Linked DNA regions of Homo sapiens: region 2 is linked to region 1. Evidence: chromatin loops called from intact Hi-C (ENCODE). Cell type or tissue: PC-3. All regions are shown on one strand.

Region 1 (2,500 bases):
ATGCTTCTCAAGAATTTAGTCCAGGCCGGGTGCGGTGGCTCACACATGTAATCCCAGCACCTTGGGAGGCCGAGGTGGGCAGATTGCTTGAGGTCAGGAGTTCAAGACCAGCCTGACCAACATGGTGAAACCCTGTCTCTACTAAAAATACAAAAAAAGTAGCCAGGCATGGTGGCACTCGCCTATAATCCTACCTACTTGGGAGGCTGAGGCAGGAGAATCGCTTGAACCCGAAAGGCAGGGATTGCAGTGGGCCAAGATCCTGCCACTGCACTCCAGCCTGGGCAACAAAGCAAGACTCCACCTCAAAAAAAAAAAAAAAAAGAATTATTTAGTCCAATCCCCTCATTTCACGCACAAGCATACTGAAACACATGATTAAGTAACTTTCCCACAGTCTCAGAGCTAGTGGGAGAAACTAGATTTTCTTTTCATTACCACTTTCTATTCTACAAAGTACTAAATATGATCACCACTCAGCTTTCGTCACACGTTTTGGCATTATTCAGATGTTCACTTATGCAACACAGAAGGCTTAAAAAACAACAAGCACAACTATGAACAGGTCACCTTAACATGACTTAGGAAAAAAACACACCCAAGATCACAACATGTCCCACCGCATTCAAAATGTCTCATAGTGCAATATCAAGAATCAGTTTCCAGCATCTAACCACTATTCCAAAATAAAATTCTACCCAGTAGCATTTCTTGCTGGTTATTTAGCTATAAATGGTTATGGGTTCATGGGTATTAAGCCATCAGCTATCTGCAATCCAGCCCTAAACACCAAACATTAGCTCCATTGTTATTTTTAGCCCTTTCTAGGTACAAACTTTTATCTAATAAGCCAAAACAATAACAAAACTCGGAGTGCTAATTTACCAAACTTGTTAACAATAAATACTTTAGAAAACAATGCTTAACTATGCCTTGGTAGATTCTAGGTTTATAAATCCAAAGCAGATATGCCTTCACACCATGGCATATTTATATAATGTACACTAAAAAAAGCTGTTTGCGTCCCCAAAAATGGTAGGTATTCTCTGGCAAGTCTAATCCAAGTGATTAAAATGGGGAATTACTGTAACAAAGTGACTATTTTTACTGTGCCTGAGCAACACAAAAACCTAGGAGTCTCACTTGAAAAAGCATTTGGATTTTAACTATTTATAAAATATTCTTTTTTGACTAAACGTGGTTCTCCCTGTTGCATTCCTGCTTCTGCCGCCCCTCACCTCCATTCTCCTAAGGATCCTAACACGAAAAACTTCATTATACTCTAGTCAAGGGGAGAGCTGTTAACCTTGACATTTTATGATCACTCTCTGAAGAGGGCAAATTACATGTTTTAGTTTTGCTTCTTTTTAATTAAAAAGGTCCCACCCACCCCTCAAGTGGAAATGAGAAATTTGTCAGAGGCCCCTTAATAATTGGCAGATGAGAATCATCCAGTGAATATACACAAAACTATTACAAAACCCTGAGTCATCACTCAGTTCAATCAGCAGCTTTGGGTAAACACTGAATGAGTGAGTTATGTCTTGTGTGTTCACCCGTCCATACCCACATGCGTGAACATACCATGTTACTAGATTTTATGTACAGTTAACCAAACAAGATACAGCAAAATTCTTTCTTAAAAAGCTCTTCGGACACAGTAAAGATGCCCATCCAGCAAGTAAATGTAACCTTTTTTCCCCCACTGTATTTTCACTCGTTTTTTTTTTTTTTTTCCTAATTTCAGTGACACTATAGTTTGAAGCTAGTTTACAAACAGAACTCCTGAAACTGATTTAGGTAATCTCTTAATCTGAGTAACTCAAAAAATTAACACAAGCCTGATACTAATATCGCCCTGGACATCCTGACAGTGCTCTTCCCTACTTTCCTCAGTATCTTAAATGTCTCTCCAAAAGAAATGTCACAACAGGAGCAACACACAATCCAAAACAACACTGTCCACATAAGACGTTAAGCTCAAGAATGAGGTCTGACTTTAAACGACCCTTTTCGATCAACTCCGCCAGGTCTGAGAGGGCCCCCAAAAAGCAAAACCCTTAAGTTTCCCTATGGTCTTCTCTCCATTCAGAAAGTTACTAGACGCCAACGGAGATGCGAAGAGGCGGGGATCGTAGGGGAAGGAAGAACCGGAGGAAGCAAGGAGACAAGTCAAGGAACTCCCCCAAAGACAAATTCTCTTTGCCCCGCCTCTCCCATGCGCAAAAGTCCACGGAGGACCCTTGAGAAAGGCTCACCTCTCTCCCTCGGGGCCGGGGCCCTTGGGCTACCCAGGGCCCCCCAGGTGGGAAGACAACAACCCGAACACTTCGGGAGAAGCAGATGCGGAGGACGTAGAGGGATGGTAAAGACCCGGGAAGTCCCGTAGGAAAGTGGCAGGGAGGACGGCTTGAGTACTTCACAGGCTCTGTCACGACCCTGGGATCACCGCTCGGGGACAGCTCCAGCGAGGACAGAGCTAAGGGTCCAGCCCTCTGGA
Region 2 (2,500 bases), 120 kb after region 1:
CCAGAGTCCTGCTGATAATTACTGTTCCCCCATCCCCCCAAAGGCACAATCTGGACAGAATATGCTCTTACATCCCCCCAGACCCTGGGGCATAAACATCTTTAAAACCCAAACCAAATTCTACATAAAACTGGCCAAATCCCATAAAATTGACCTTGAAAACTGACCCAGGGCAGATCCAGGTTTCAGTTTGGAGTAGTCTGATGCTTGTACAGTTTTGAGCGCTCTCTTTAGAAAGAGAATGCAAGATTACAAATGTAAAATTAAGTACAAAAGTGAATATTTAAACAGAACAAGAAATCACACCAAATTATAAATTTTGAAAAGATGAGAAATGTCCCAAATATCCCCAAATATAAAACAATAATGATTTTTTAAAAGTATAATTTCCAATTTATTTTTTTCCCAGAGTATAACGTTTCTTCCATCTCTAAAGGTTCAGCTCCTTACATGGGCTTTGGTGGAGGTGAAAGGTGACCTGATAAATAAGGTTCTACTACTCCAAAAATAGAATAATGGTTTATATATCAGAATTCTTCAAAGCCTAGAGAAGGTATCCATTTAGGGAATGTCAGTTCAAGGATTAAATGCAAATCTTAGTATTCAGTTTATTTCTTTTTTTCTTTCTTTCTTTCTTTTCTGAGACGGAGTCTCACTCTGTCGTCCAGGCTGGAGTGCAGTGGAGCCATCTTGGCTCACTGCAACCTCTGTCTCCCAGGTTCAAGCTATTCTCATGCCTCAGCTTCCTGAGTAACTGGGACTACAGGAATGCGCCACGCCCGGCTAATTTTTGTATTTTTAGTAGAGACGGGGTTTCACCATATTGGCCAGGTTGGTCTCGAACTCCTGACCTCAAGTGATCCACCTGCCTCCACCTCCCAAAGTGCTGGGATTACAGGCATGAGCCACTGTGCTCAGCCTCAGTTTATTTTTTACTCATAAATAACTCAGATTTGATTTCTTCTTATGGGTTTGCTGGAAGTAAAAATCACATTCACAACCACTGAAGCCAGACATTTGATTACTCTTAACAATTAACAGTATTATTTATTAGGAAAGTAATGCTGTAAGAGTCAGCAAAATGGGGCCTGGCTTCCCGGGGCTTTGTCCTAGTCAGCAACTTGCCTTGCACTGCCCTCTTCCTGCCACCTGTGTCCAGCCTGAGCAAGAAAAGATCTGATGCTCAGGGAATCCCTCATTGGGAAAATTTAAATATGGACCGTATAGTAGATGATAATATTGAAATTAGGTTATCTTTTTATTAGATGTGATGATGGTAATGTGATAATGTAGGTGAATGTTCTTATTTTTAGGTGAGGCGTGGGGAATGTTTCCGGATGGAATATTCTATGTCTTCAACTTACTTTCAAAAAAACAATACAGCAAGTCCTCAAATAAGTCTCTTTGTTCAACGTCGTTTTGTTCAGTGTGAGAAAAATGATGAGAAAAAAAATCATTCCTGGAAATATATTCCTGGTCAGGGCCACTGTCTGTGTAGAGTTGCACGTTCTCCTCACGTCTGTGGGATTTTTCTCCAGGTGATCCAGTTTCCTCCCACGTTCCAAGGCTGTGCACATTTAGTTCACTGGCGGGTCCACGTGGTGGCACTGTGAGTGAGTGGGTGCTTGTGGGGGTGTGAGAGTGCACCCTGCCACGGGACTGCGGACTGTCCGGGGCTGGTTGTCACCTTGTGCCCTGAGCTGCCAGGATGGGCTCTGGCCACCTGTGACATTAAACTGGAGTAAGGGGGCAAATCATTATCTTACTAGTTTTTATTCATCTTTCTTTTTTTTTAAATTCATCTTTCTTAAATGTGTATATAGCTCACATTTATCTCAGTGTCTAATACTATGTGTTTTGGGCTTCAGAAGTTTGGTGATGTTTTTGTGACCAGAAATATGCTGAAGAAACTTAACTCTAGTTTATATCAATTAGCCTGTGGTAAAATTGGCTTTGTTATAAGTTGTTTCTCTGAAAGTTGAAGTTTCCAAGAACTTATTGACAACTTTAAGTGAGGACTTACTGTGTATGGAAAAAGAGATAGAGATGTGAGACAGAGAGAGAGAGGTGGGAGGAGACAGGCAATGTGGCAAAAGTTAAAATTATTTGATCTCAGTGAAGAATATATGGCTGTTAATTATATCATTCTTTCAACTTTTTTGAAGGCTTGAAGTTTTTCAAAATAAAATGTTGGGAAAAATATGTATATATATATATAAAGACTATGTATAGCCTCTGACCTCTGGTGACTCTAAAAGTTTCTTTGAGTCACTTTTTATTTTTATTTTTTTGAGACAGAGTCTCACTCTGTTGCCAGGCTAGAATGCAGTGGCGCAGTCTCGGCTCACTGCAACCTCCACCTTCCAGATTCAAGCAATTCTCCTGACCCAGCCTCCAGAGTAGCTGGGATTACAGGTGTGCACCATCAGGCCTGGCTAATTATTGTTTTTTTTAGTACAGACAGGGTTTCACCATGTTGGCCAGGCTGGTCTCAAACTCT

The links. A loop is a pair of places that touch in the nucleus more often than their neighbours do. Peaks named below come from ENCODE experiments on the same cell type or tissue, not always from the same donor. Only the 100,000 strongest peaks of a DNase experiment are listed, where the experiment ranks them.
Region 2: it touches region 1 in a loop (4-fold over the local background); 23 of 110 quality-filtered maps call a loop at or near these places.

What each region holds. Positions count from the first base shown.
Region 1 is chr2:53,967,968-53,970,467 of GRCh38, forward strand. All of the region lies in intron 1 of PSME4 (proteasome activator subunit 4), which reads right to left. Among named protein-coding and RNA genes, the nearest start is that of PSME4, 1.8 kb to the right of the region's middle. RefSeq lists an enhancer at 1,874-2,500. In PC-3, no CTCF peak of the experiment used is centred here; a DNase peak (open chromatin) is centred at 1,514; H3K4me3 peaks cover 2,500 bases; H3K27ac peaks cover 1,694 bases.
Region 2 is chr2:54,083,672-54,086,171 of GRCh38, forward strand. It overlaps a transcript of ACYP2 not described here. Among named protein-coding and RNA genes, the nearest start is that of ACYP2, 31 kb to the right of the region's middle. In PC-3, CTCF peaks have their summits at 1,165 and 1,384; a DNase peak (open chromatin) is centred at 1,130; H3K4me3 peaks cover 312 bases.